Regions from separate parts of the Homo sapiens genome. Here regions 2 and 3 are each linked to region 1. Evidence: chromatin loops called from intact Hi-C (ENCODE). Cell type or tissue: mammary epithelial cell. All regions are shown on one strand. Links, peaks and the distances in the headings refer to the core of each region. The heading gives the core; the rest is flanking DNA.

Evidence for each region. Hi-C counts contacts between places; a loop is a spot of excess contacts. Peaks named below come from ENCODE experiments on the same cell type or tissue, not always from the same donor. Only the 100,000 strongest peaks of a DNase experiment are listed, where the experiment ranks them.
Region 2: a loop joins it to region 1, with 9 times the contacts of the local background. A loop is called at or near these places in 22 of 110 quality-filtered maps.
Region 3: it touches region 1 in a loop (9-fold over the local background); 2 of 110 quality-filtered maps call a loop at or near these places.

The regions. Positions count from the first base shown.
Region 1 is chr11:122,574,339-122,585,129 of GRCh38, forward strand. It overlaps the pseudogene RNU6-592P. Among named protein-coding and RNA genes, the nearest start is that of TRK-TTT2-1, 20 kb to the left of the region's middle. In mammary epithelial cell, for the core only: CTCF peaks have their summits at 6,327 (motif pointing right) and 6,896 (motif pointing left); DNase peaks (open chromatin) are centred at 6,383 and 7,083; H3K27ac peaks cover 1,218 bases.
Region 2 is chr11:122,627,330-122,638,120 of GRCh38, forward strand. No RefSeq gene overlaps it. Among named protein-coding and RNA genes, the nearest start is that of UBASH3B, 23 kb to the right of the region's middle. RefSeq lists a silencer at 1,652-1,946. In mammary epithelial cell, for the core only: CTCF peaks have their summits at 1,818 and 6,071; DNase peaks (open chromatin) are centred at 1,802, 5,082 and 5,302; H3K27ac peaks cover 1,979 bases.
Region 3 is chr11:123,047,766-123,058,054 of GRCh38, forward strand. HSPA8 (heat shock protein family A (Hsp70) member 8) reads right to left here. Exons shown (of 9, transcript NM_006597.6): 9 at 9,724-10,154. The coding sequence ends at 9,969. It also overlaps the pseudogene RPS26P43 and the pseudogene RPL31P47. Among named protein-coding and RNA genes, the nearest start is that of SNORD14E, 5.2 kb to the right of the region's middle. In mammary epithelial cell, for the core only: a CTCF peak has its summit at 6,703 (motif pointing left); no DNase peak of the experiment used is centred there.

The DNA of each region.
Region 1 (10,791 bases), core at 1,820-9,819:
ATCTCCACACCATGTCTTGTATCCATCTCCATCCTCCTGCTCTGGGGCAGGCTCCTAGGGCCTACACATACATAGATGAAAGAGGGTTTATTAGGGGAATTGATTCATGTGATTATGGCGGCTGAGAAGTCCCTCTTCCATTATGAGATTGTCCCAACAAACACCCCTCCAACCCATCCTGCCTGCTTGCGGGACCAGACCCACAAAACATCCGGGGGCTCCACCTTCTCTACTCAGTATCAATCTGCTCTTTGTCCTAAATCCCCACTGATTTATTTTCTGACGAGTTATGGTCAAGGGCCAAATGCAACCCCTGCCCCCATCCTCTCAAACCTGCTCATACCCAGAGGCCCCTTTCAGAATCTGTGTCTTCGTCAGAGGTCAGCAAACTACAGCCTGTGGGCCAAAGTGGCCTGCTGCCAGAACAAAGGATGGCTTTTGCATTTTAAAATAGCTGAAAAAAATCAAAAGAAGAAAACCATTTCGTGACACATGAAAATTAAGTGAAATTCAAGTTTCACTGTCTATAAACAGGGTTTTAGGCCCGGCGCGGTGGCTCACGCCTGTAATCCCAGTACTTTGGGAGGCTGAGGCAGGTGGATCACGAGGTCAGGAGATTGAGACCATCCTGGCTAACACAGTGAAACCCTGTCTCTACTAAAAAATACAAAAAATTGGCCGGGCGCAGTGGCTCACGCCTGTAATCCCAGCACTTTGGGAGGCCGAGGCGGGTGGATCACGAGGTCAGGAGATCGAAACAATCCTGGCTAACACAGTGAAACCCCGTCTCAACTACAAATACAAAAAATTAGCTGGGCATGGTGGCGGGCACCTGTAGTCCCAGCTACTCGGGAGGCTGAAGCAGGAGGATGGCCTGAACCCAGGAGGTGGAGCTTGCAGTGAGCTGAGATTGTGCCACTGCACTCCAACCTGGGCAACAGAGCGAGACTCCATCTCAAAAAAAAAAAAAAATTATCCAGGTGTGGTGGCATGCACCTGTAGTCATAGCTACTCAGGAGCTTGAGGCAGGAGAATTGCTTGAACCTGGGAGGCGGAGGTTGCAGTGAGCCGAGATCGCGCCATTGCACTCCAGCCTGGGCGACAGAGCAAGACTCCGTCTCAAAAAAAAAAAAAAAACAGGGTTTAATTGGAACACAATTATGCCTGTCTGTTTATTTGCTGCCTATGGCTACTTTCATGCCACAGTGGCAGAGCTAAGGAGCCACCTCAGAGAATGCACAGCCCACAAACCCTAAACAGTGACCATCTGGTTCTTTACAGAAAAGGTTTGCTAATTTCTAGTCTATGCTATGATCTTTCCAATCTTGATGACTACACTTGTTTTTAAAATATTTCTGATACATATTGTAAATGTTTCTCAGTTTGTCACTTCTGATGTTAATTGCTTAATGTCTGTCTATACGTTTTTACTTTTGTGAGATCAGTTCCATCTTTGTGTGCATTTATGATTTGTCCTTCCTTTTATGCTAGAAAGGTCTTACCTGTGTTGATGATAGCAAAATACTCATATTTTCTTCTAATTTTTTTTTTTTTTTTTTAGAGATGGATCTTGCTATGTTGCCCAAGCTGGTCTTGAACTCCTGGCCTCAAGTAATCCTCCTACCTTGGCCTCCCAAAGTGCTGGAATTATAGGCGTAAGCCACCGCATCCAGTCCTTCTAATTTTTTAGTGATTTATTTTCAATCTTTTAACTTTTTAACAATGGGATTTCTATTGGTGAGTGCTATGAATTAAAGACACTTAGCTTTTATTCAAATCATTATTCAATTGTCCTAGCACCATTTGTTGGATATATTTTCCTGACGATTTGAAAAACTGCCATTAAAATACACTGGGTGCCAAGTGCAATGGTACACACTTATAGTCCCAGCTATTCAGGAGGCTAAGGCAGGAAGATCACTTGAGCCCAGGAGTTCAAGGCTGCAGTGAGCTATGATCACAACACTGCCCTCCAGCCTGGGCAATAGAGCAAGTCTCTGTTTCTAAAAAAAATGAAATGAAATACAGTAAGTGCTTTGGGTCTTGCCTGTCTCTGGACTCTCAATTTGTAACCACCTGACGGGTTCTCCTTGCCCACTGTCTAGACAGAGTTGATTTATCAAGACAGGGGAATTACAATAGAGAAAGAGTTAAATTCACTCAGAGCCAGCTGTACAGAAGACCAGAGATTTATTATTGTTCAAATCAGTTTTCCCAAAGACTTGGAGGTTATGGGTTTTTCAAAGATAGTTTGGTGGACAAGGGAGTAGGGTAGGGGGTTGGAGATGAAATCATACGCAATTGAAGCTGTCTTCTTTTGTTGAGTAGGTTCCTGGGTGAGGGCCACAGGACTGGTTGGCAGATCCAGGTTGGCCCATCCAATTGCCAGAAATGCAAAGACCTGAAAAGACATCTCAAAAGGCCAGTCTTAGGTTCTACAATACTTATATTATCTTCAAGAGTAATTGGGGCCAGGTGCTGTGGCTAACACCTGTAATCTCAGCACTTTAGGAAGCCAAGGCAGGTGGATCACTTGAGGCCAAGAGTTCGAGACCAGCCTGGTCAACATGGTGAAACCCATCTCTACCAAAAATACAAAAATTAGCTGGGTGTGGTGGCACATGCCTGTAATCCCAGCTACTGGGGAGGCTGAGGCATAAGAATTGCTTGAACCCGGGAGGCAAAGGTTGCAGTGAGGCAAGATTGTGTCACTGCACTCCAGCCTAGGCAACAGAGCAAGACTCTCTCTCTCAAAAAAAGAAGAGTAATTGGGGAAGTTGCAAATCTTATGACCTCCAGAATAATGGCTGGTACTTATTTAGAATTCAAGCCCCTCTCATCCTAACTTGGTGGCCTTTCATTAGTTTTACAAGAACAGATTAGTTCTGGGGAAGGGCTATTATCATTTAAGCTATAAAACAAGTTTCTCCCAAAGTTAGCTTGAACCACACCCAGGAATGAGCAAAGACAGCCAACCTGTGAGGCTAGAAGCAAGATGGAGTCGGCCATGTCAGATTTCTCTCACTGTCATCATTTTCTCAGTTATAATTTTTCTGCAAAGGCAATTTTATATTCTGTGCCACTATTCTATTTTGGCAGCTCTATATATGTTTTAAATGTAGTAGCATTCGATGTTTTACTACCTGCTTAAGAATTCCCTTCATTGCTTCACTTTTCAAATTATACTTAATATTTTCTTCTGTTTTTTCTGTTAGGTGAAGTTTAGAGGTGCAAAACAATTGTTTGTGCTTTTGATTATCCGTTAATTTTAGAAGAATTGCCATCCAAACATTATATAGTTTTCCAAAGCTAGGCATGTACTAATATAATTAGTGTCCCAATAATCCTATTAGGAAAATATAATTATGAATTTTTTTTTTTTTTTTTTGAGACGGAGTCTTGCTCAGTCTCCCAGGCTGGAGTGTAGTGGCGTGATCTCGGCTCACTGCAAGCTCCGCCTCCCGGGTTCACGCCATTCTCCTGCCTCAGCCTCCCGAGCAGCTGGGACTACAGGCGCCCGCCACTACGCCTGGCTAATTTTTTTGTATTTTTAGTAGAGACTGGGTTTCACCGTGTTAGCCAGGATGGTCTTGATCTCCTGACCTCGTGATCCGCCCGCCTCGGCCTCCCAGAGTGTTGAGATTACAAGCGTGAGCCACCGCGCCTGGCCATGAATTCTTATTTTACAAATGAGGAATCTAAGTTACCACAGTACTACAGTTCGATATCACAGACCCCATGGGTTAAGAGGCACAGATTCCATTAATACTGCTCTCGCTTCAGATGACAGTCACAAGTTCAGTGGTCCCCAGGCCACCCATATACTTCTGACCAACTGAATACAAATTCAGAGGTTCCCACAACCTTCTCAGGTTTGATAACTTACTAGAATCACTCATAAAACTCAGAAATACACTATATTTGTAATTACAGCTTAATTGTAAGTATACAAGTCAGGACCAGTCACATGAAAAGACCGTAGAGTAAGACCTGGAAGGGTCCAGAATGCAGAGCTTTTGCGCCCTCTCCCTGTGGAATTAGGATGTGCTACCTTCCAGCACATAGATGTGTTCACCACCCAGGAAGCTCCACTAAGCCTCAGTGTCCAGAGATTTTATTGGGATTTCCTTACATAGCATGATTGATGGACTCATTGGTGACATGATTAAACTAAATCTCTAGCCCCTCAAATCTCCTCAGAAGAGGTCAAACGGATATCACCCCACTCACAGCTCAAACCCTCTAGTCTCATGTTTGGTCTTTCTGACATGACCAGCTCCCAACCTGAGTCATCTCACTGGCATTAATTTAGGTATGGTCCAAAGGGCTCATGAATAATGAGGACATTTCTATTGCTCAGGAAACCCAAGGATTTAGAATCTTTCTTTTCACAATCAAGTGCAATTGTCAGTCAAATTCTTATAAAAAATGGGCACAAAAAGATTAATTACCTTTCCAAGGTCACATAGTAAATGATTGAGATGGTTTCAAACTCAAAAAATGTGATCCAGAGCTCATATCTTTTTTTTTTTTTTTTTTTTTTTTTTTTTGGAGATGGAGTTTCACTCTTGTCGCCCAGGCTGGAGTGCAGTGGCGCAATCTTGGCTCACTGCAACCTCCGCCTCCCAGGTTCAAGCGATTCTCCTGCCTCAGCCTCCCGAGTAGCTGGATTACAAGCTGGATTACAGGCGTCCGCCACCACGGCTGGCTAATTTTTTGTATTTTTAGGAGACAGGGTTTCACCATGTTGGCCAGGCTGGTCTCAAACTCCTGACCTCGTGATCCACCTGCCTCGGCTTCCCAAAGTGCTGGGATTACAGGCGTGAGTCACCGTGCCCAGCCGTACCTTTTTATTTGTTAAAAAAAAAAAACAAGGAATGCTTCACAAATTTGTGTGTCATCCTTGCACAGGGGCCATGCTAATCTTCTCTGTAGTGTTCCAATTTTAGTATACGTGCTGCTGAAGCACATTATGCACTTTATAAGGACACACATACCAAGTGGTAGGTGCCCAAGCTTAATTTGTACAATCAACAGAGACAACCTAAGAAACACGCAGCCCTCAGGAAAGTGCTGTGATGACGCTGAAATCAGGCAATGGCCTCCCAAGCCAGGAAAAGATGAAACAAATGTGAGAGGCCAGTAAGAATCCGCAAGACTCAGAAAAAAGTGAAATAATGGCAATTTTTAATAAAATATTTGCTTTAAAATGGGCCCTAAAGGCCATTTTGAATACATTGAATACAGTGCTTTAACTCCAAGTCCCTATGCTGAAATATTTCAGAGTTCTCAGATATTTATAAAATATTTGCATGAAGTCTTTTAGACCAGTGGTTCTCAAATATCAATCCTTAGACCACTACCGAAACTTGATAAATTTTTCACCCCTTTATAACAGAATTATAAAAATAAGAAAGATGTAATAATCATTCCATTAAGCTAAATATTCAATTAAAAGGGTTGTCCTTTTTTTCTCTCTCTCAGGGGGAAAAAAAAACAACACTTTCTCGTTCGCTTTTGGAGCTTCCATACACAAGCTCTTTGGAAGTTATTGCCCTTTAGAGGTAAGAGGACGCCAAACATAGATGCAATTTTTTAAAATATTAGCAAAAGAAAAAGCTGGCAACCATGCATTGTCTTTATTTATTTATTCGGGCTGTTAGATATAAGTTCTAAATTTCTCTTCAAAGAATCAATATGTCAGTATGTTCAATTCTTTGCCTTCTACTTTTAAACTTAACTTCCTCGTAAAGCAACCTTTTTCGATTATCTACTCCACCCTGACTCATTCCGATCACCTGCTCCACCCTGACTTATTCAGATTACCTGCTACCTGCTGCTCTCTGACTCATTCTCCGCCCTGCATAACCATTTTTTTTCCCCGCCAAACCACTCACCCCGTTACTCTCTTTAAATTAACCAATCGGAATTAGTTTAGCCTGTGCGGTCTAACCCTAGCCAATAGGGGAAGGACACAGCAGCAGGGGCCACGTGCGACCGGGATAAGAACCCCTTCCCATCCCTTGTCCAAGTGTGCGCTCACCATTGCTCTGTCTGTAAGGGCACACCCTTCTATAGAAGTACCTTGCCTTGCTGAGAATTAAAAGAAAATTTTATATTCGAGTGCTATTTCTTTTGCGGCACCGAAACTTTATATATAACAGGGATTTTATTGGCTTTTTTGCTTGCTAGTTTGATAGTTCTCTCGTTTTGCTTAATAATTCATAAAAATCTTGATCCAGGTGAGGTGTGGAAAAAATTTAAAATGTTAAAATCTTGGGAGCCCTGCAATTCGGTTTGCAAGCTGCAGGTGCCCCTTTGTCCACCAGATGGCAGGGCAGCTCTGCAGGTAACTTCTGGCGCCGTCTGCTGCTGCCTCCGCCTCTGCCTCTGCCCTGGGAAAGCAGCGCCAGTTCATCTTTCAAAGAATACGTCCCTTCTTGTCTTTAGGGTTTTTCCCCCAAAGAATATTTTCAGCAGAAGTATTTTACATCTCAGTCTAGAGATGAACTTCCCCAAGAGTGTTGTGTGTAGGCTTGCCGGTTTTTTTTTAAATTATTATTATTCACTATAAATCTTTATTAATAAAGATTTAACAAGGACCTAACCCAGCAGTTCAGAGGTACAGAAAGTCAATGTGTGGAAAGAAGACGGAACTGATCGGAAATGTTTATTCCTCTCCTAAATCACCACTGACAACGACAACCACACACACACACACACACACACACACACACACACACACACACAGCTGACGCTCAGAATGCGTAGGGACAGAGACACAGGGAGCAGGACAGGAAGCAAAGGGTAGTTATATATGGCCGAGAGGAACATGGTTCCTTAGTAAGTCTGGAAAATACAGTATTGCCACTCAGGAAAAACAAAGAGGCGCGCCATACTGCCACCCAGTGGTGTGAACTGTTTCTTTCCAGACTTAATGCAAACAAAACCCTTCTTTTTATGCTTCTGATGGTGGCTGAGATCTTCCTCTCAAAGAACTACATTACACAGTACTGCTTGCTCCTACCAGTACCTGACACGGGTGTCAGGCCCAACCACGTGCTCGGTGTATTCATAGACCTTAGTCACGGAAGCACAGTCTTGTCCGGATGCACAGCATGTGAGCACTTGCTCTCCAAACTTACCATCTTCCAGCTCCGGTTAATACAGCAGACCATTCATGCGTCTAGGAACCAAAGAATTACCCTAGGGCCCTGCTATTATTTGGGCAAGAGACTCATAATGACCTTACTTGACTGGCTGCATAAAAAGTCCCAAATCTTCCTGCCATTCCTTTCTCGTCTTGGCCTCTGGGCCGGGAGCACAAAGCCTAGGAAAGGACCCAGGGACAGAAAAAGGAAATATCGAGGTACTGTTTTCCCCCTACCTCCTCAGCTTGGCCTAAGGAAATTTTCAGAGTAACTGAGCTAAGCTCCAGCATCCTCTTCTCTTCTGATATGGTTAGACTTTGTGTCCCCAACCAAATCTCATCTTTTTTTTTTTCTTTTCAGCCACTCAGAGAGATATGTATAACCTCTCTCTTTTTTTTATTTTTATTTTACTTTAAGTTCTGGGATACATGTGCAGAACATGCAGGTTTGTTACATAGGTATACATGTGCCATGGTGGTTTGCTGCACCTATCAATCCATCATCTAGGTTTTAAGCCCCGCATGCATTAGGTATTTGTCCTAATGCTCTCCCTCCCCTTGCCCCCCACCTCCTGACAGCCATGGGTGTGTGATGTTCCCCTCCTTGTGTCCATGTATTCTCATTGTTCAGCTCCCACGTATGAGTCAGAAGATGCCCTGTTTGGTTTTCTGTTCCTGTGTTAGTTTGCTGAGAATGATGGTTTCCAGCTTCATTCATGCCCCTGCAAAGGATATGAACTCATTCTTTTTTAAGGCTGTATAGTATTCCATGGTATATATGTGCCACATTTTCTTTATCCAGTCTATCATTGATGGACATTTGGGTTGGTTCCAAGTCTTTGCTATTGCAAATAGTGCTGCAATAAACATACATGTGCATGTGTCTTTATAGTAGAATGATATATAATCCTTTGGGTATATACCCAGTAGTGGGATTGCTGGATCAAAGGGTATTCCTTGTTCCAGACCCTTGAGGAATTGCCACACTGTCTTCCACAATGGTTGAACTAATTTACACTCCCACCAACAGTGTAAAAGCATTTTTGTATCTCCATATCCTCACCAGCATCTGTTGTTTTCTGACTTTTTAATGATCACCATTCTAACTGGCATGAGATGGTATCTCATTGTGGTTTTAATTTACATTTCTCAAATGACCAGTGATGATGAGCTTTTTTTCATATGTTCGTTGGCCGCATAAATGTCTTCTTTTGAGAATTGTCTATTTATATCTTTGCCCACTTTTTGATAGGGTTGTTTGTTTTTTTCTTGTAAATTTGTTTAAGTTCCTTGTAGATTCTGGATATTAGACCTTTGTCAGATGGATAGATTGCAAAAATTTTCTTCCATTCTCTAGGTTGCCTGTTCACTCTGATAATAGTTTCTTTTGCTGTACAGAAGGTCTTTAGTTATATTAGATCCCATATGTCAATTTTGGCTTCTGTTCCAATTGCTTTTGGTGTTTTTGTCATGAAGTCTTTGCCCATGCCTATGTCCTGAATGGTATTGCCTAGGTTTTCTTCTAGGGTTTTTATGGTTTTAGGTTTTACATTTTAGTCTTTAATCCATCTTGAGTTAACTTTTGTATAAGGTGTAAGGAAGGGGTCCAGTTTCAGTTTTCTGCATATAGCTAGCCAGTTTTCCCAGCACCATTTATTAAATAGGTGCTGGGAAAACACCTATTAAATTATTTCACCATTGCTTGTTTTTGTCAGGTTTGTCAAAGATCAGATGGTTGTAGATGTGTGGTGTTATTTCTGAGGCTTCTATTCTATTCCATTGATGTATATATCTGTTTTGGTACCAGTACCATGCTGTTTTGGTTACTATAGCCTTGTAGTATAGTTTGAAGTCAGGTAGGGTGATGCCTCCAGCTTTGTTCTTTTTGCTTAGGATTGTCTTGGCTATTTGGGCTCTTTTTTGGTTCCATATGAAATGTAAAGTAGTTTTTTCTAATTCTGTGAAAAAAAAAGTCAATGGTAGCTTGATGAGAATAGCAATGAATCTATAAATTACTTTGGGATGTATGGTAATTTTCATGATACTGATTCTTCTTATCCATGAGCATGGAATGGTTTTCCATTTGTTTGTGTCCTCTCTTATTTCTTTGAGCAGTGGTTTGTAGTTCTCCTTGAAGAGGTCCTTCACGTCCCTTGTAAGTTGTATTCCTAGGTATTTTATTCTCTTTGTAGCAATTGTGAATGGGAGTTCACTCATACCAAATCTCATCTTGAATTGTAGTCCCCATGATTCTTACATGTCAAGGGAGAGACCACGTGGAGGTAATTGGATCATGGGGGCAGTTTCCCCCATGCTGTTCTTGTGATAGTGAGTTCTCATGAGATCTGATGTCTTTGTCAGTGTTTGGTAGTTCCTCCTGCACTCATTCTCCTTCCTGCCGCCTTGTGAAGAAGGTGCCTTGCTTCCCTTTCCCTTCCACCATGATTGTAAGTTTCCTGAGGCCTCCCCAGCCATGCTGAACTATGAGTCAGTTAAACCTCTTTGCTTTATAAATTACCCAGTCTCAGGCAGTTCTTTATCAGTGTGAAAATGGTCTAATACACCTTCCTCTTGTGTTTTTCTTCTGCTTCCCAGAGCACCTCTCTTCTAAACTGGGGAATTTGACAATCCTGAGTTCAAATTCAGATGAACTCCCCCGATAGCTGGGTGACATTATACATGATGAGATTTCTTGACCTGATTTCTCATCTTTAACATGAAGATACTAGAACCTCACCAGTGCCTCTTGAGGGGCTTCATCCTCTCAAGTCTAATCTTTTCATAAAAAATACCCCCATACTTCCAAATTGCATGCTCCATTCCTGCATTCCAATCAAAACTCACTTTTCTTCAATACCAGGCTATGTCAGTTTTCAAGAAAGCTAGTTCATTGAATTAATTTACAGTAATATGAAAATGATTAATAACAGCATCTTCTTCCTAGGGTCATATAATCCCATCACAATTGTAGAACTACCACCAGGCATGGTGGCTCACACCTGTAATCCCAGCACTTTGGGAAACCAAGGCGGGTGGATCACCTGAGGTCAGGAGTTTGAGACCAGCCTGGCCAACATGGTGAAACCCTGTCTCTACTAAAACAATACAAAAATTAGCTGGGCGTGGTAGCAGGCAGCTGTAATCCCAGCTACTCAGGAGGCTGAGGTAGGAGAATCACTTGAACCTGGGAGGCAGAAGTCGCAGTGAGCCGAGATCGAGCCATTGCACTCCAGCCTGGGTGACAAGAGCAAAAGTCCATCTCAAAAAAAAAAAAAAAGAATTGTACAACTACTGAACGTTAGAAGGGGGTGGCCCATACAGGTTATCTTGTTCCAATCCCATATTCTCCAGATGACTCATCTGAAGCCTGAAGACACTAAGCAGATGGCCCGAGCCACAGAGGATTTCACAGAAGGGCCCGGATGAGAAGAGGACAGATGCAGGGTACTGATCACTGCACTAGAATATGTGCAACCTTCCACGCTGCCTTGGGGATTCTATTCCTGCCTATTGTCCTTGGCTTCTTCCCCTTGTCCACTTCTGAACCCATAAGCACGAATTTCCTCTCCTCTCCCCATTCCTAATTATCCCCATCTCACGTGGGTGGCAGAAAGTCTTCACATTTTCCAGGCTTCATGGCT
Region 2 (10,791 bases), core at 1,113-9,112, 52 kb after region 1:
CGGTGGCTCCCGCCTGTAATCCCAGCACTTTGGGAGACTGAGGCGGGCAGATCACAAGGTCAGGAGATCGAGACTATCCTGGCCAACATGGTGAAACCCCGTCTCTACTAAAATACAAAAAATTAGCCAGGTGTGATGGCACATTAGCCAGGTGTGATGCACTACAGGCACAGCTGGCCTGTAGTCCCAGCTACTCGGGAAGCTGAGGCAGGGGAATCGCTTGAACCCGGGAGGCAGAGGTTGCAGTGAGCCGAGATAGCACCTCTGCACTCCAGCCTGGCAACAGAGCAAGACTCCGTCTCAAAAAAAAAACAAAAAACAAAAAAACAAAAAATAGTCACAGAGCCTTGCTAATGGGGAGAATATCCTTTCCCAGGTATGGATTTGGATCGTATAGTCTCTAGGAAATACCTAATGTTTGTCTCAGAGATGTGTTATTATTTAACAGGTCAACCAGTAAAGGAATCAGCTGTAACAATTCTACCTGTTGGGAAGATTGGAAATAAATTGGCTCCCAACATTCACAACCAGTCATAACACCCAAGCTCATCCTCTCTGCGGAATATGCGATGCAGACAGACTCCCTACCCATCTGGCAGAAGTCCAGAGTGACACAGAGATTGCAGGACTAAGGAAAGAGCCAAGGAGTGAGACTCCCTTCTCTGTAATGGACTGGGCTTTCCCTAATGGATCTTAGAACGGTGCCTTTAAAGTTGCACACCCATCAGCTGGTTCTAATCCTGGGCACAATGACAGATCACAGCACCAGAATTCATAATGGACCCAAAGAAAATAGCAATATTTGTTTTCTAAACTCAATAACGGGCTGGGTGGGGTAGCTCACCCCTGGAATCCTAGCACTTTGGGAGGCTGAGGCAGGTGGATCATTTGAGGTCAGGAGTTTGAGACCAGCCTGGCCAACATGATGAACCCATCTCTACTAAAAATACATAAATTAGCTGGGTGGTGCCGGCAAGCACCTGTAATCCCAACTACTAGGGAGGCTGAGACAGAAGAATCACTTGAACCCAGGAGGCAGATGTTGTGCTGAGCTGAGATCACGCCACTGCACTCCAGCCTGGGCGACAGAGCTAGACTGTCTCAAAAAATTCAAAAATAATAAAAAATAAACACAACAAAGGGCCAAAAAGAAAAATCAGGGCCCAATAAAACACTTCTGACTTTTCTGCATCACTTAGCACAGTCCTTTGAATATAATATATAGGCAATAAATATTTGCTATCAGTTTCAACTAAATAGCTTCCACTATCATTGAACATTAGTTTATCTGGTTTCATCCTTACAGCAGACTTCCTCAGTTAAAAGTCATGAAAAACTATTTAAAAATGTAAGCATCATTAAAATTTCACCCCATGGCATTCAACTCCCCGAGGTCAACAGTGGCAGTATTTTTCATCTGCTCAAGTACAAATCAGCTCTTAGATCATCAGATGGCTGCTGCAGGCCCGGGCTCTTCTTTTCCAAAATAGTTGTTGCACTGTGATTGGAATAAGCACAGTGGCTGCTGTTGGAAGGGGAGGGATGCAGGGAAAAGCTGTGAGGAGGCTTTGTGGGTTGGCAGATGCTACGATTTTCCTCTCGGTGCAGCAGTTGTGTTGAGCTATATGTTTTTGCATAGACACATTCCTTTGGCAAACAGACTGTTCTTTTTCATTTCTGCTTCCAACAGACTGGTGGCATCCTGTGCAGTAAGAGGGAGGCAGGAGGAGGTTCCTCCTCCTCCAGGAGGGCGAACCCAAGGCTGGCTACTCTCATCAGAGCCAGCCCTAGGGATGCAGGCCCCAGGGAAAGCCACAAGGGGTCGTTTCTGTGCAAGGGTGAAATCTGGTTTGAGAGACAAAATACCATTGTTAGTGGATGGGCAAGAAGGAAGCTGGAGATGGCGACTGGCGTTGTGAAAAGGAGAAATTACTTGTAAATTGACTGAGCCATCTCAGCAACACACAACTCCTGGGTCTTTTTCAACAGGTGAAAATTAACTGCTCTCTTGCAACCTTGTGACCAGATTGAAATGAAAATAAGCCCCGAGTCAAATATGTACAAAAAGTTATTAAACAAGCACTTCTTTGCAAACTGGCAAAGAACAATACATATAACCAGTTCTTTCTTTCTTTCTTTGTTTTTTGTTTTTGTTTCTGTTCTGGTTTTGAGACCGAGTCTCACTCTATTGCCCAGGCTGGAGTTCAGCGGCACAATCTGGGCTCACTGCAACCTCTGCCTCCTGAGTTCAAGCAATTCTCCTGCCTCATCCTTCCGAGTAGCTGGGATTACAGGTGCGCGCCACCACGACTGGCTAATTTTTGTGTTTTTAGTAGAGACAGGGTTTCACCATGTTGGCCAGGCTGGTCTCGAACTCCTGGCTTCAGGCGATCCACCCGCCTTGGCCTGCCAAAGTGCTGGGATTACAGGTGTGAGCCACCACGCCTGGCCCTTTTTTTTTTTTCTTTTTGAGACAGGGCAGGCAGAGATAATAACAGGGTCATAGCCAAGAACTGTGGGAATCACCACTATTTGGTCACCCAGTTGGTGTTGCTGACACATAGTCTCCCAAGGAGACTGGCAGTGGGAAAGTCTCCCTTCCTGGTGTGAGCCAGCCCCCAGGGAAAGAATGTTTTCTGTAAATACTGTTCTCACACATCCCCACTCCCAAAACACACACACACACACACACACACACACACACACACACACACCACTCCGTCGACACTACCTGAACACCTTCACCTGCACTATGATGAAGAGCAGTGACCTCAATCCTCAGTCCCCCACTGAGATGATGGTTTCCACCCATGTGGACCCAGGAGCAGGCAGAAAGGTGGGAAGGTAATGCCAGTCAGCCAGGGATTTGGACTTTGCTGCATGATGCTGAATCTTTCACCTTTTATTCTTTCGTGTGGTATAAACTTAGAAAGAAGGTTGGTTTGTTTTTTCATGAACTAGTCAGACAATTGACAATGTGATGTATCATTTAGATTTCCCAATACTCAACTGCCCCCCAGCAGAAGGTCATTGTGTCTACTCCAGGCTTTTTGAAACAATTTTTGTATTGAAGGCATCAGAAGCACCTGAAACTTGAGATGTTAAAATCACTGTCTGTAGGCAGTCCTTAAGGTATTGTGGTGATTTGTACTGTGTCAGCTCAGCTCAGCTGGAACTACGTTTCCAGGAATCTCCTCTCTATATGGTCCTGGATTACGGTCGGCCTCTAAGGAAATGTGCAGGCAATGTGGAAGCTGAAAGGGGCACAGCAGGAATTACCTAGGAGGGCTGGGTGAGACTTCGGGTGACGCCCCACTTGGCAGGTCATTGCTCATGGGGATGGGAGGGTCATCTCTTCAGCACGGGACTGTCTCAGGACAGGATCATGTTTGTAGTTCCTCCAAGTCCTGCTGGATCTCCCACTTCAAGTTCTACAAGTCCTCCGCCAGGCCTGTCTGCAGTTTTATGGCAAAGAGCACCAGCCTCTACCCATGTCATTGGGATTAGTGGCAGTGGGAGGTAGATGTGGATTCTATGTTGTCCCTAAGAGTAGCCTCCAAGGCCGGGCATGGTGGCTCATGCCTGTAATCCCAGCATTTTGGGAGGCCAAGGCGGGTAGATCACCTGCGGTCAGGAGTTCGAGACCAGCCTGACCAACATGGCGAAACCCCGTCTCTACTAAATACAAAAAATTAGCCAGGAGTGGCAGCACATGCCTGTAATCCCAGCTACTTGAGAGGCTGAGGCAGGAGAATTGTTTGAACCTGGGAGGCAGAGGTTGCAGTGAGCCAAGACCGCACCGTTGCACTCCAGCCTGGGCAAAAAGAGAGAAACTCTGTCTCAAAAAAAAAAAAAAAAATTATATCATGAGTGAACTGAAGTTTTTATCATAGAAAAATCAGATTCAGATTCAAAAGTTTTCCTTCTTTTTTTTTTTTTTTTTTTTGATATGGAGTCTCGCAGTGTTACCCAGCCTATAGTGCAGTGGCTATTCACAAGCATGATCATAGCTCACTCCAGCCTCAAACTCCTGTGCTCAAGCAATCCCCTTGGCTCAGCCTCCCAAGTAGCTGGGAACATAGGCACATGTCACCATGTCTGGTTCAAGAGCTATCTTGAATCTACAAAGAGCTTGAATATGTGCTGGGCTGTCGTGTAGAAAGCAGGTTTAAAAGAGTTTTCAATTCCTCCAATGCATAGGTTTTAGATCTAAAGGGACAAAAACTGTAACCCCATACAAAGATTTCTGGGCCAGGCACAGTGGCTCGTGCCTGTAATCCCAGCACTTTGGGAGGCCAAGGCAGGAGGATCACTTGAGGCCAGGAGTTTGAGACCAGCCTGGGCAACATACTGAAACCCTGTCTCTAGTCACAAAAAAAAAAAAAAAAATAAGATTTCTGTCTGAAATAGCTGCCTTGATAAGTGTTGCATTCCCCAGAACTACAGTTGCTCTGGCAAATGGGGAATGACCTTTGGCAGGGTTGTTGTCAGCAAGTTCAGTCCTGGGCTGGATGCTTGCAAATTAAAATTCTAGTCGGCTTTGTTCTATTACTTACTGTGAATATTATCAAAGATGTACTGATCCTCTCGAGAGCATCATGGTGGGTTAAAAAGAGGAAAAAGGGGGTACAAAGAAGTAGAGAACCAAATTTCTTTCTTTGAAATATTTCCAGTATCCTCAGGCAAACAAGATACACAATTCAACTTAATACAATAAATATTTACCAAAGCTGACTTTGTGGTCAAGCCTAGGCTTGTTGGTAAAAATTCAAAGAGGAATTGAGACAGCCCCAAGAATCCTGGAAAGGTATATATTAGAACAAGTAGTATAAACAACAAGATGGTGTATGCTAAGGGTTCAATGAATTTTTGCACTGCACGTCCCATATGAATTCAGAGGAAGGAGAAATCCTTTATGTTGAGCAGAAGCATGATTACGTATAATCAGTAGTGCCTTAGCAAATACTTTGTACACACAACTTGCCCTACTAATTGCAATAAAATGTGTTTATATCTTGACCTGAGGACTTGCTACAAGCAGGGTCGTAGGACAGAAGCAGCAAGCAGGCACTTGCCAGACTTCAACCGCAAGAAGAAAAGCCAAGACCTTCAAAGCCTTCCGGAGCGGGGACAGTAAAGGAAGGAAGACAGGGAAACAGGATATAAGCAAAGGGGTCCTCTACTGGGCATAATGATGGGTTAAAATGATACTTTGACTAATTTGTCATTTTTTAAAATTTTGCTTTGTCATTATGTAGGAAGCTTAACAATTACTCAATCCTTTGATAAGTTCACAGCACATCCAATTTGCCTGGATTACATCTTTACTCACTTTTCAAGAATTTCTGGGCCAGACGCAGTGGCTCACGCCTGTAATCCCAGCACTTTGGGATGCCGAGGCGAGCAGATCACCTGAGGTCAGGAATTTGAGACCAGCCTGGCCAACATGGCAAAACCTCGTCTCTACTAAAAATACAAAAATTAGTCAGGCATGGTGTCAGGTGCCTGTAGTCCCAGCTACTCGAGAGGCTGAGGCAGGAGAATCGCTTGAACATGGGAGGTAGAGGTTGCAATGAGCTGAGATCTTGTCACTACACTCCAGCCTGGGCGATGGAGCAAGACTCCATCTCTAAAATAAAATAAAATAAATAAAAATAAAAAAGAATTCTGTCTTCCTTAGAAAAAGAAGTGAATAGGAAAGGAAGTACATTTTTTAAGACTCTACATCGGACACTTTATATACATTATCCTATTTTCTCTTGAAAATGAGTATTATTATCACCTCTACTTAATCAATGCAGAAACTAATACACAAAAGTGTAATTAACTTGCCCCAGGTAATATCGCTGAGAAATAACAGTTCGAACTCAGATCCATCTGGCTACAAAGCACGTGGTTTTAAACGACCCTACACTGATTTCCCATTGTCTTCTGTATGTACACCTAGCTATTGATGGTGATGATGATGGTGATGAGGAGAATATTGATTGCAATATGCTGATTAACTCAATTACAGAATCAGGTTCTCATGGTTCTAGAACAGAAGCAAGACAATGTTAACAACCAACACAAGAGGGACCTGTAACACCAGACTATAGGGAAATAGAGAGTTTCTAAAGCCAGCCGGCCCATGCCTGAATCCCAGGAGAGAAGCAGTCCTCGCAACACTGTTGCTGCTTCCAATACAGAGAGTTCAATATTGCATTTTAATCCGTAACTGATCCTCTGATTAATTTTAAAAATTTATTTTTATTTTTATTTTTTTTAGAGACAGGGACTTGCTGTATCACCCAGGCTGGAATACAGGGACGTGATCACAGCTCACTGCAACCTCAACATCCTGGACTCGTGCAATCCTCCCACCTCAGCCTCCTGAGTAGCTGGGACTACAGGTGTGTCACCAAGCCTGGCTAATTTTTTAAGTTGTCTGTAGAATCGGGGTCTTGCTATATTCCCCAAGCTAACCTGGAACTACTAGCCTCAAGTGATTCTCCCACCTCAGCCACCCAAAGTGCTGGGATTACAGGCGCGAGACACCACATCCAGCCATTTCATTAAATTTAAATGAGTCTGTTAATAAGACATTAAGAGGCTGGGCGAGGTGGCCCTTGCCTGTAATCCCAGCACTTTGGGAGGCTGAGGGGGGCAGATCACTTGAGGCCAGCGGTTCGAGACCAGCCTGGCCAACATGGAGAAACCCCATCTCTACTAAAAATTAAATAATTAGCCTGGCATGGTGGTGGGCACCTGTAATCCCAGCTACTCAGGAGGCTGAGGCAGGAGAATCGTTTGAACCTGGGAGGTGGAGGTTGCAGTGAGCCGAGATCGTGCCACTGAACTCCAGCCTGGGTGACAGAGTGAGACTTTGTCTCAAAAAAAAAAAAAAAGACTTTAAGATGGAATTTTGCATGGATTTCAACAAAACTACATGTGGCTTCATCATATGTGACTTTGTTTATTTTTATTTTATTTCATTTAGATTTATTTATTATCTAGATTAAATACAGAAACAATTTTTATGAAAAAACATTTTTAAGTAAACAATCCAAGGCATCTATTTTGAATGGAAACAAGGAATTTTCAAATTTAATCCCAATAACAAATCCAGCATTCTCATTAAAGAAAAGATAGTCAAATAAGGTCACTATGCTCCTGGCTGAACTGTGTGTTTTCAGGAGTGGGAGCGAGTGAGAGAGGGAGAGGATCAAATATAAAAAATCCAGAAAAGAGAGGGGAAATAGAATGAGAAACAGATGGTCTCAGATTTCCAAACCGGAACATTTTTTTTCTTTTTGGGGGTTGGTTAGTTACCATTTGTAATCTGAACCAAAAAGAGGAGGCAGTTACAATTGCCTTTTAGTGACAACTCACACAGCTGGTGGTGGCTGGAAGTCAGGCCAGCAACTTCCTGGATGCAGGGTAAGGCGAGCTCCAGGCCCTTTGCCCCACCCCACACGCGGTGCCGGCTACTGTTCCTACCGCTCCTGGTGCCTTCCAGTTTAGGGCTTGGTTCAGGCTGACTGAGAGTATCTCTGGTCCCACGGAGCCAGCCTTGGTTTGGGCCCTGTGTGTGGTTTGTTGTTGTTGTTGTTGTTGTTGTTGTATTGTTTTTTGTTTTTTGAGACAGAGTCTCCCTCTGTTGCCCAGGCTGGAGTGCAGCGGCGCGATCTCAGCTCACTGCAACCTCCACCTCCCAGGTTCAAGCGATTCTCCTGCCTCAGCCTCCCTAGTAGCTGGGATTACAGGCACGCACCACCACACCCGGCTAATTTTTGTATTTTTAGTAGAGACAGGGTTTCACCATGTTGGCCAGGCTGGTCTCGAACTCCCAACCTCAAGTGATCCACTCACCTTGGCTTCCCAAAGTGCTGGGATTACAGGTGTGAGCCACCGTGCCCAGCCCTGTGTGTGGTTTTTATACTCAGCCCTATCTATAGTGTGCTGAGCACAGAGGCCCCCGGTCCAGGGTGGAGTAGGGTATATGGTGTGTCTTTGGTTCGAAAGAGAAGCGTTTACATCTGTCAAGTCCCACTTCCATATTTCCAGTTTGCTGCCATGACACTTTCTTCAACATATCCGAAATAAATTTAGCAAACTCCTCTCTTCCTGTCCTAAATAAGCTTCTCTTCTTGAATAACCAGTTTCTGAGAATGGCATTACCATTTTCTTAGTCCTGTAGACTCAAACATTTCTCCTTAATGTCCCATATCTAAGTTGTCTCAATCTTCTAGAAAGGGTGGATTTACTTCCAAAATATCTCTTTTACCTAATTTTTCATTTTTAACTGTACTGCCAACATCCTATTCAAACAATTTCTCAACATCAAAAGTCAGTCCTTCTATATCCCCAAAAACGTGCTGATGTTTTCCTTCAGAAATGGATACCATTTTAAAGTGAAAAAAAAAAGCCTGGGTGAAGTGGCTCACACACATAATCCCAACACTTTGGGAGGTTGAGGGCACAGGATCCCTTGAGACCAGCCTGGGCAAAATAGAGAGATCCCACCTCTGTTAAATAGATAAATAAAGGGGGAAACATTCTGTAGCCCTTCAGTGTTGATGTAGCTCATTTTGTATTATGATATTATTTAAAAATATACAAAGGCCAGGTGCAGTGGCTCACGCCTGTAATCCCAGCATTTTGGGAAGCCAAGGTGGGTGAATCACCTGAGGTCGGGAGCTCGAGATCAGCCTGGCCAACTGGTGAAACCCCATCTCTACTAAAAATACAAAAATTAGCTAGGCATGGTGGCAAGTGCCTGTTATCCTCGCCACTTGGGAGGCTGAGGCAGGAGAATCACTTGAACCCGGGAGGCAGACGTTGCAGTGAGCCGAGATCGTGCCACTGCACTCCAGCCTGGGCGACAGAGTGAAACTCTGTCTCAAAAAAAAAAAAAAAAAAAAGGCTGGGTGCGGTGGCACGCCTGTAATCCTAGCACTTTGGGAGGCCGAGGCAGGCAGATCATGAGGTCAGGAGTTTGAGACCAGCCTGACCAACACAGTGAAACCCCGTCTCTACTAAAAATACAAAAAATTAACCGGGCGTGGTCATGGGCACCTGTAATCCCAGCTACCCGGGAGGCTGAGGTAGGAGAAATGCTTGAACCTGGGAGGTGGAGGTTGCAGTGAGCCAAGATCGCGTCATTGCACTCCAGCCTGGGCGACAGTGCAAGACTCCATCTCAAAAAAAATAAATAAAAAGAAAAATAAATAATAATAATAATAAAAAGGCTGGGTGCAGTGGTTCACGCCTGTAATCCCAGCACTTTGGGAGGCCGAGGCAGGCGGATCACAAGGTCAGGAGTTCGAGGCCAGCCTAGCCAATATGGTGAAGCCCCGTCTCTACTAAAAATATCAAAAATTAGCCTGGGGTGGTGGCAGGTGCCTGTAATCCCAGCTACTCAGGGGCTGAGGCAGGAGAATCGTTTGAACCCAGGAGGCAGAGGTTGCACTAAGCCAAGATCATGCCACTGCACTCCAGCTGGGCAGCAGAGGGAAATTCCATCTCAAAAAAAAAAAAAAGAAAGAAAATTTAAAAAAAGTAAAAGAAAAATTAAGCATACACAAAAGTGAGGCAAATGGCACCATGAATCTCTTTGTACCCTTCACCAAGCTATAGCAACAATCAGTTCCTGGACAATCCTCCTTCATCTGTATCCTCAGCCACTTCTCTCTAGTCACTACCCCACTGGACTATCTTGAAGCAAATCCCAGATTCCATGTTAGCTCATATACAAATATTTCAGCATGTGTCTCTAAAAAATAAGAAGTCCATTTAAATCACAATCACGATACCATTTTTTTTGAGATGGAGTCTTGCTCTGTCACCCAGGCTGGAGTGCAGTGTTGTGATCTCAGCTCACTGCAACCTCTGCCTGCTGGCTTCAAGTAATTCCTGCCTCAGCCTCCCAAGTAGCTGGGATTATAGGCATGTGCCACAACACCCGGCTAATTTTTTTATTTATTTTCTTGTATTTTTAGTAGAGACGAGATTTTACATGTTGGTCAGGCTGGTCTTGAACTCCTGACCTCAAGTGATCCAACTGTCTTGGCCTCCCAAAGTGCTGGGATTACAGGCATGAACCATTGCACCCGGCCCCACAAAATGCTATTTAAAGTGGACTGACTTCTGGATAGTTTAGCTCACATTTGTTCTACTGGGCTCCAGGTCATAGAGTGAGTTTTCCAATTCTGTCCTTTTATCTGGGAGAAAGGAAAGCACTACCACAGTGGGGCCTGGACTGGACTGAGAATGAGAGCCAGACACCTTCATTTAACAACCATTTGTGAGGAAGCTGGCCCGATTGGAGGGGATGATAGTCTTCTATATTCTACCACTCCCTTAGCGGGTTCTTTCCCTCCTCCTGTACTCTGCCATTTCCCTCCAGAGTACCCATCGACCCACGTCATCCCCCACCAGCTGCTGCTCTTCTTATGACCACGAAACACTTCCCACTTCACATCCTTCCACAGATGTACAAGTGCAAAAGCATCACCACAACAGGAAGCAGTTAAAGGAGCCAATCCCTCTCTCGTCTCCATCCTTTTTGTCTTCTCTCCTCTCTCTCACCCTTCCCTTCCTCTGTCCCTCCTCCACTCCTGCCTTGGGAATACAGCATGCCTTTTATTTATTATTAATATTGAGACCAAGTCTTGTTCTGTCACGCAGGGTAGAGTGCAGTGGTTTGATGTTGGCTCATTGCAACCTCCACCTCCCAGGCTCAAGTGATCCTCCAGCCTCAGCCTCCCAAGTAGTGTGTGCCACCACAACTGGCTAATTTTTATTTTATTT
Region 3 (10,289 bases), core at 2,290-10,289, 470 kb after region 1:
GCCGCGGGCAGCTTGTGACATGTTAACACTATACACGATTTGTTGGGATTGGACTAAACATTTCATAGCTAAAGATTTCATCAGAGACTTGATGACAGGAATAAACTGCTGCCCACGGGGAAATCACTGGAAATAATAGAATTAGGCATTGTTTGGGAATCCGGAGGGACGCTGGAGGGACGAGGAAGGATGTCGGGGAGCAGGACCTATAGCTGGTGGCCTGCTGTGGGAGCAGCTTCAGGGAAAGAGATGGCAATTAAAAGGCCTTTTTGTTGGTCCCACTAAAGGACAGGTATTTGGATCTTGTCTAGGGCTTACGTACTTTCTATTTTTGTGCAAAAGCTGGGAAGGGAATTTCTCTTCAGTGATAACAGGGAATATAACTGCTGTGGGTCAAATTGTGTCCTTTCTCCCTGCGGTCCACCCAAATATGTTGAAGTCCTAATCCCCAGAACCTCAGAATGTGACCTTCCTTATTTGGAAATGGGGGTCTCTTACAGAGGTAATCAAGTTATAATGAGGTGCAGTAGGACATGTGTTCCTATAGAAAGGGGAAATTTGGGCTGGGCATGGTGGCTCATGCCTGTAATCCCAGCACTTTGGGAGGCCGAGGCAGGCAGATCGCTTTGAGCTCAGGAGTTTGAGACCAGCCTGAGCAATATGAAGAAACCCAGTGTCTACAAAAAAAAAATGTTTTAAATTAGCCAAGTGAGGTGTCTCACGTCTATAGTCCCAGCTACTTAGGGGGCTGAGACTGGAGAATTGCTTGAGCCTGGGAAGCAGAGGTTGCAGTCAGCCGAGACTGTGCCACTGCACTCCAGCCTGGGCAACAGAGTGAGACCCTGTCTCAAAAAAAGAGGGGAGGGGAGTGGTGGGAATCTGGACACAGAGACAGACAGGTACAGAGAGATGATGTGAAGACACACAGAAAGAAGACAGCCATGTGACTGGAGTGATGCAAGAAACACCTGAAGCTACTAGAAGCTCATAGAGAGGCATTGGACAGTTCCCTCCTTTAAAGGAAGCATGGCCCTACTGACACCTTGATGTCAGGCCTCTAGCCGCCAGTAGATTTCTGTTGTTTTAAGCTACACAGTTGTTGGAACTTTGCTACAGCAACCTTAGGAAACAATACTAATTATTACAATCTAATAGTGATAATAGCCCCCATTTATTGAGCATCTCTGAGAGTCTGGCAAAGACTGGCTAATTTCATCCTCATAACAAAATAATGGTTGAGTATTATAACCCCCATTTCTTTTTTACTTTTTTTTTTTTAGACAGTTTCACTCTTGTTGCCCAGGCTGGAGTGCAGTGGTGCCATCTCCGCTCACCGACCTCCGCCTCCCAGGTTCAAGCGATTCTCCTGCCTCAGCCTCCCAAGAAGCTGGGATTACAGGCATGCACCACCACACCCGGCTAATTTTGTATTTTTAGTAGACACGGGGTTTCTCCATGTTGGTCAGGCTGGTCTTGAATTCCCGACCTCAGGTGAGGTTGGGAGTTGCCTCAGCCTCCCAAAGTGCTGGGATTACAGGCGTGAGCCACCGTGCCCAGACAATTTTAATTTTTTTTATGTACAATTTCTATTTTATTTTTCTCCAGAGAATAATCCATCTTCAGTCTTTTTTTTTTTTTTTTTGAGACGGAGTCTTGCTCTGTTGTCCAGGCTGGAGTACAGTGGCACGATCTCGGCTCACTGCAAGCTCCGCCTCCCGGGTTCACGCCATTCTCCTGCCTCAGCCTCCTGAGTAGCTGGGATTACAGGCGCCTGCCACCATGCCCGGCTGATTTTTTTTTTTTTTTTTTTTTGTATTTTTTTAGTAGAGACAGGGTTTCACCGTGTTAGCCAGGATGGTCTCAATCTCCTGACCTCGTGATCCACCTGCTTCAGCCTCTCAAAGTACTGGGATTACAGGCGTGAGCCACAGTGCCCGGCTCGTCTTCAGTCTTTAAGGACTCAGCTCCTTACATGGGCTTTGGTGGGGGTCATGGGGCAGCACCCACGGGTATAAATGGACCTTGCTGGTGTCATGAGATTAATTCCTGACTACTTTGCTGTGAATTGCACAACTCACACAGTAATGTAGCTTCACATTCAGCTTGGGAAGCACATAGGTATCGAAGACGCTTGCTTCAGAAATGTCCCTGATTGCTGCAGCCTCCACTATGTTTCAAATGACAAATTTTTTTTATTTTTTTTGAGACAGAGTCTCACTCTGTCACCAGGGCTGAGTGCAGTGGCACGATCTTGCCTCACTGCAACCTCTGCCTCCCTAGTTCAAGCGATTCTCCTGCCTCAGCTTCCCGAATAGCTGGGACTACAGGCGCTTGCCACCATGCCCAGCTAATTTTTGTATTTTTAGTAGGGACGGGCTTTCACCATGTTGGCCAGGATGGTCTCAATCTCTTGACCTCGTGATCTGCCCACCTTGGCCTCCCAAAGTGCTGGGATTACAGGTGTGAGCCACCGCGCCTGGCCAAATGATGAATTTCTCAATGGCCTTATCCTTGGGCACGCATCGGGCACAGTTCTTGCAGTGAATAGACTGCACGTGACCGAAGCCCTTCTTGGCAAGACCGTTGTTCCTTCTTTCCTTTCTTTCTTTCTCTTTTTGACATGGAGTCTCGCTCTGTCGCCCAGGCTGGAGTGCAGTGGCGCAATCTTGGCTCACTGGAACCTCCGCCTCCCTCGTTCCAATGATTCTCCTGCCTCAGCCTCCTGAGTAGCTGGGATTACAGGCATGTGCCGCCACACCTGGCTAATTTTTGTATTTTTAGTAGAGTTGGGGTTTCACCATGTTGGCCAGGCTGGTCTTGAACTCCTGACCTCAGGTGATCTGCCTGCCTCAGTTTCCCACAGTGCTGAGATTACAGGCGTGAGCCACCGCGCCCATAAGGCCACAACCCACCTTCTTTTCAGTACAATCTAATCTTTTCCCAGCTCCTAAGGGGACCTGTATCCACTTGGTTTGAGTGACCACAATGTCTCAAATGAAAGTGTAGAAATTTTTAAAAAAATAAAAAACAGGCCAGCACAGTGGCTCACGCCTGTAATCCCAGCACTGTGGGAGGCCAAGATGGGTGGACCGCTTGAGGCCAGGAGTTCGAGACCAGCCTGGCCAACATGGTGAAACCCTGTCGCTACTAAAAATACAAAAAATTTAGCCAGGCATGGTGGCGCATGCCTGTAATCCCAGCTACTCCTGAAGCTGAAGCCGACAATCCTTTGAACTCGGGCAGTGGAGGTTGCAGTGAGCCGAGATGGCGCCACTGCATTCCAGCCTCGGCAACAGAGTGAAACTCTGTCTCAAAAAAACAAAAACAAAAACAAAAACGAAAAGGTCTGGACCCAGCAGAATGGCTCTTGCAGAGAAGGGCGGTGAGAAGGACCATTCTGCCATCAGCGGAGGTGATCATCTGAGACTCCACCATCAACATTTACATGCGTACCCGTGAAGTGGGCTTCAAAAAGGGTGCCCCTTGGGCACTCAGAGAGATCCGGAAATTGGCCATGGAGATGCGGACTCCAGATGTACACATTGATATCAGGCTTAACAAAACTGTCTGGGCCAAAGGAATAAGGAATGTCCCATACTATATCCATATCCATGTGCACAGAAAACATGAGGATGAAGATTCACCAAAAACAGCGCTGTACCTATGTACCTGTTACCACTTTCAAAAATGTATAGACCGTCAACATGGATGAGCGCTAACTGTTGATTATAAAATAAAAGTATAAAACTACCAAAAAAAAAAAAGCCCAGTAAACCCAGCACAGCCATGATTATTCCATTCTTTGAGAGTAAGAATCTTATTTTTTTTTTCTTTTTCCTTCTTTTTTGTGGAGTGGGGGGGCGGACAGAGTCTCACTCCATCGCCCAGGATGGAGTGCAGTGGCACCATCTCAGCTCACTGCAACCTCTGCCTCCCAGGTTCAAGCCATCCTCCCATCTCAGCCTCCCAAGCAGCTAGGACCACAGGCATACGCCACCATGCCCAGCTAATTTTTGTGTTTTAGTAGAGATGAGATTTTGCCATGTTGCCCAGGCTGCTCTTGAATTCCTGGCCTCAAGCAATCCACCCACCTCAGCCTTCAGCTGAGCAATATTGTTCTTCCTCATCCATGTTCCCAATTACAATGGTAGGCCTTTGTCTCTGTCTCTGTCTCGCTTTCTCTTTTCTCCTTGCAGGGGAAACCAGCCCTACGCCTCTTTCTTTTTCAGTTAATATATGTATTTATTGAGATCATACAATTCACCCATCTAAAGTGTGTAATTCAATATTTTTAGTTTACAGAATTGTGCAATCATCACAATTAATTTAGAACAATCTGATCACCCCAAAACAAATATCCCATACCCTTTATCACTCTGTATTTCTCCCCGTTTTTCCCCTCAGCCTATGCAACCATCAATCTTTTTTGTCTTAAAAGATTTCCTATTCTGCACATTTCATATCAATAGAATCATATGTGTTTTTTTATGACTGGGTTCTTTCACTTACCATAATGTTTTTAAGGCTAATCTATGTTGTACCACATATCAGTACTCAATTCCTTTTTTTTTTTTTATTTGAGACAAAGTCTCACTCTGTTGCCCAGGCTGGAGTGCAGTGGTGTGATCTCAGCTCACTGCAACCTCTGCTTCCCGGGTTCAAGCGATTCTTTTGCTTCAGCCTCCGGAGTAGCTGGGATTACAGGCACACACCACCATATCCGGCTAATTTTTGTATTTTTAGTAGAGATGGGGTTTCACCACGTTGCCCAGGCTGGTCTTGAACTCCCGACCGCAGGTGATCCGCCCTCCTCCTCGGCCTCTCAAAGTGCTGGGATTACAGGTGTGAGCCACAGCGCCCAGCCCCATCAGTGTTTTCCAAAATGGCTATACCACCAACAGTGTATGAGGGTCCTAAGTTCTCTACATCCTTGCCAGCTTGATTATACGAGAAATTCCTAATGTACGAGAAATTCTATCTCTGTGATAACTTGCATTTCACTGGTGGCTAATGTTGAGCATCTTTTCATGTGCTTATTAGCTATTTGTTTATCTTCATTGAAGAAGTGTCTATTCAGACATTTTGCCCATTTTAAAAAATGGGTTGTCTTTTTGAGTTATGAGTGTTTTTCATATATTCGGGATAACAGTCCCTTATCAGATATATGATTTATATTTTATCTAGTTTTATGGGTTTGCCTTTCACTTTCTTGATGGTGTCTTTATCTTGGCAACATGGCAAAACCCCATCTCTACACAAAAAAGTACAAAATTAGCTGGCCGTGGTGGCATGCGCTTGTGGTTCCAGTTACTCAGTAAGAGGATCACTTGAGCCCAGGAGGCGGAGGCTGCAGTGAGCTGTGATCATGAAACTGCATCCCAGCTTGAGTGACAGAGCAAGACCCTGTCTAAATAATAATAATAATAAAATAAAATAAATAAAAAATTGAGCTGGCTGCATGCTCTGAATGTTCTGTGCTGTGGCCCAGTGTTCTAGGACAGGCCCCATTGCTCCAGGCAGGCCCTGACAGTCTTATACTGCAGACTAGCTACACTGTCTCTGTTCATCCCACTGACTCCACATAGTGCCCAGATCTCAGGGGCAATGTAAAGACCTTTATTCCGGTCAAGATCTTGGCAATTCTGTTATTGCCAACTTTCCTTTACCCAAATCTGCTCCAGGTTTGATCACTTTCTTCTCATCACATGCAACTCTAATGTTGGCTCCCCACCCTGCAAGGAACAGAGAGTGAGTCTGAGCTCATCCAGCAACCACCCTCCCACTCTTCCAAGAGAGATGATCATGAGCAGACTATTATAAAGCACAAAGGGAGCACATTCTACCCTCTTGGGTACCTGCTCCACCCACCCCTTTTTATTCATTCACTTGACAAATATATGTTGCTTATGTGCCAGACACTGGGAACACAGGTGTGCACACAGGTGCTTCTCCATTCTTGGGTGAGCTTCCTGAGGAATTTAAGCATTTCACCAAAGTGTGTTGAGAAACCCAGAAGCAGTTCAGGGGGATGAGGGAAATAATATGGGGACTTAAACTAGCCAGTGTGGCTCCGGAAAGGCTATATTCTCTGAGCTTTTTCTTCACCTCACCCTCTGTATTCTAAACCTGTCTGTATTACCCATCCCTCCATACCCATTGCCCAAGTATCCTGAGATCTCAACTCAAGCCATTACTCCCACCTAAGCAGGGCACTTGCTCAGTTGAGAATGCTGGGCCGGGCGCAGTGGCTCACACCTGTAATCCCAGCACTTTGGGAGGCTGAAGCGGGTGGATCACCCGAGCTCGGGAGCTCGAGACCAGCCTGACCAACATGGAGAAACCCTGTCTCTACCAAAACCACAAAATTAGCCGGGCATGGTGGCGCATGGCTGTAATCCCAGCTACTCGGGAAGCTGAGGCAGGAGAATTGCTTGAGCCCGGGAGGTGGAGGTTGCAGTGAGCTGAGATCTCATCATCGCACTCCAGCCTGGGCAACAAGAGCGAAATTCCATCTCAAAAAAAAAAAAAAAAAAAGGAGAAAAAGAATGCTTTGCCTGGAAGGTAATTGTGGATATTTAGAGCTGACTTCCTTTTCCTTCTTCATTATTTGCTGTGCTTCCAGCTAGAAAGCACAACAAACAGCACAGACAATGCTACAGCAGCTTCCCCCGGGGTACTCTGATAGTTTTATAAATAGCTACTGCCATCTAGTGGACAAAGATGACTACATCAGTACGTAGACCCACAGATACGGAAACTCTCAGCGTTTCTATTTATGTCCTGCAACCACTTCATCCCACCTTAATGGAATCCAAAAGACCACTTTTCCTTTGAAAGCCTAAAGCCTGGAACATTGTAAGTACTCAATATAGTTTGGACAAAGGATTTTTCACGGGCATTGTCATTTTTTAATTTTATATGTAACAAATATTGTAGTAATATTGTTGGATAATTTTATTATTGTGGCTTTATACTATTGCCTTAGAAGTTTAAGTCTATTAAGGGCCAGGCGTGGTGGCTCATGCTTGTAATCCCAGCACTTTGGGAGGCGGGCAGATTGCCTGAGCTCAGGATACTGAGCCTCGGTACACGATGAAACCCCATCTCTACTAAAACACAAAACATTAGCTGGGTGTGGCAGCGTGCACCTGTAGTCCCAGCTACTCAGGAGACTTAGGCAGAATTGCTTGAGCCCGGGAGGTGGAGGCTGCAGCAAGCTGAGATCACACCACTGCACTCCAGCCTGGGAAACAGAGCAAGACTCCCATCTCCAAAAAAAAAAAAAAAAAAGAAAAATGTCTAATAAGGTCAAGTAGAAACTGAGAGAGCTATAGTAATAAAAATACATTTTAGAATATAACCATATTGCCAAGTTCACCAGAAACCTGCATGTAACTCCTAAACTGGACCTAGAGATTAAGTTTTTTGGCCTGTCTTCCCAATCCAGTAGCGCCCTGTGCAGCAGGGACAGAACCATCTAGGTCATGGAGTTTCCTCTTATAAACTCAAACCTCCTTACAGTAACTTGCAAAAGCAAATTTTGCCACCGTGTAGATTTGTGCATGCACAGCCAGAGCATCCAAACATCCCTCCATTGTAAGGTTATTTGGAGAATCAAATAAGGGGAGAAGCAATTGCCATTAACTCGAAATTCAATGGGAAGTGGTAGACACTGCTGTCCCTATGGTTACCTTCTCTTTCTCTAAGCCTTACCTAACAGCTAATTAGACATTTATAGGGTTTAAACATCTTTACTGGTTTTTTAAACTACTAGCCCACAGCAGAACCCTAATTACAAACAATAGGCCAGGCACAGTGGCTCACACCTGTAATCTCGGCACTTTGGGAGGTCAAGGTGGGGCAAACCATTTTGAGGTCAAAAATTCAAGACCAGCCTGGCAACATGGCAAAACTCCCGCTCTATAGAAAATATGAAAATTAGCTGGGCATGGTGTCCCAGCTAGTCAGGTGGGAGAATGCAAAGGTGGGAGGATGCAAAAGTGGGAGGCAATGTCTGCAGTGAGATCGCACCACTGCACTCCAGCCTAGGTAAGGGAGGCTGGAGGCTCTCAAAAAAAAAAAAAAATCCATTTCCCCAGATTAGACTATGTGATGACATTAAGTGTCCACCTGAGCCTCAGTATCATCTATAAACACATTCTGGTTTATAAATAGATGAAAGTATAATACGAATAACTGAGAAAACCTAGCAAATATTAATTCCCACCTTCCCAGGCCCCAATTCCTTGCTATACATTACACATGTCCAACAAGTTATTATCTGTATAGGGGAAACATTGCCATATTTACTCCTCTAATTTTGTGTTTTGCTAATGAACATTAAGCTAACATTAACCTGAAGTTCAAAAATTTACAGTAACAGCTACCACTGAAAACCTTCCACATATTTTTAAGATTCCACATGAAACGAGATCAAAGTATATTTACCCTTTAGTCTCGTTGAGTCAAGGCATCAAAAAAGTTTGTAGCATCTCAAATACATGGTATGGCCATGTGCAGTGACATACACCTGTAGAGCCAGCTACTTGGAACTAAGGCTGGGTGACCACTTGGACCCAGGAGTTCCAGTCCAGCCTGCACAAGTGATAACACACCCCTATGGAAAACTGAAGCCCAGGTAAGATTCTCACCCAAACAAAAGAAACATGCCAAAAACGTGCATTGCTGTCAGGTGCAGTGACTCACACCTGTAATCCCAGCATTTTGGGAGGCCGAGGCGGGTGCACCACCTGAGGTAGGGAGATCAGCCTGACCAACATGGAGAAACCTCATCTCTACTAAAAAATACAAATTAGCCAGGAATGGTGGCGCATGGCTGTAATCCCAGCTACTTGGGAGGCTGAGGCAGGAGAATCCCTTGAACCCAGGAGACAGGGTTTGCACCATTGCAATGAGATCGTGCTATTGCACTACAGCCTGGGCAACAAGAGTAAAACCCTTCAAAAAAAGAAGTGTGTACTACTTGTCATTTTTTGTAACCTTGGAGAAAATATGGAATGAGAAGTATATCAAATCGTGCTACAAATTCCCACTGAGATACCCAGACATTAGTAGCCCTTCAGTACCAAAGAGAAAAACTGCAGCTCCTCCATGAATTAGCTTTTTGGCATATGCTAAGATTAGCTAGTCCACTGAAATCTGTCACGTACGTAATGACAGGTAACAGCCTGCTCCCCTAGGCTATCACAACTCACTGTTGGGACCTTAATTAACCAGGTGGCAGCTTAGCTCCATCCCCGACCTTCTGAATAATCTTAACTCAGGAAGAAATGGAAGCCCACAGGGCAGTGGCTCATATAAGGGATTGACATTCAGATACCTCTGCCATGTAGCTTAATATTCACTGCCCATTATTTGATTCTGATCTCTAAATTCTTACTCATCTAGCACAACCCTCCAGGAAAGCCTCTGCTCCTAGGCAGGCTTACACACAGAATAAGTTTAGAAAACACCATTAAGTCAGCTTTCTGCCTCTCCAGCCTAAGGACTAAGGTTAGTTTGATCCAGATCCAATTTCTTATGCTCCCCTTCTCAAAGCTCTGAATTCCAAAATGTACCATCCACAATGCTCTGAAGGGCAACTTGCCACCCAGCCCTTGTTAACTCAAGCTTAAGAGGAAGGAGAAAGTAAGAGTCACATAATCACCTAAGCCTACTTCTCCCACCAGCTGGCCTGGGAGATTATTTAAAGACTCAAAGCAATTGTATGGTGCCAATTTTAAATAGTTTTATTTAAGACATTGCATTTTCCACTTACAATACAGTGTTTATAAAGTGCAATGTTATTTCCTTCCCCTGTGCATATGTTCCATATTCAAGTATTGAGAATGCCCAGTAACTTACTATAGCAGCTTAACTTTTTAAAACTGCCACAGAATTTGCTACGAATTTAGGTCCTTCAAATGTTTTAAATGTGTGGAACAATGCTACATCTACACTTGGTTGGCTTAATCAACCTCTTCAATGGTGGGCCCTGAGGAAGCACCACCAGAGGGAGGAGCTCCACCACCAGGAAATCCCCCAGGCATTCCTCCTGGCATGCCTCCTGCACTCTGGTACAGCTTGGTGATGATGGGGTTGCAAACTTTCTCCAGCTCTTTCTGTTGATGTTCAAATTCTTCCTTCTCAGCAGTCTGAGGAAGAGAAAAAGGAATTACTGCAAGTTCTTTTAATGTTAATAACCCTTCTTTCTCCCTGACGCAATCTGATACTAAAAGTCTGGCGCAAACTCTTACAAGAGGGCCACTACCAACATTAAAATAGGGCCT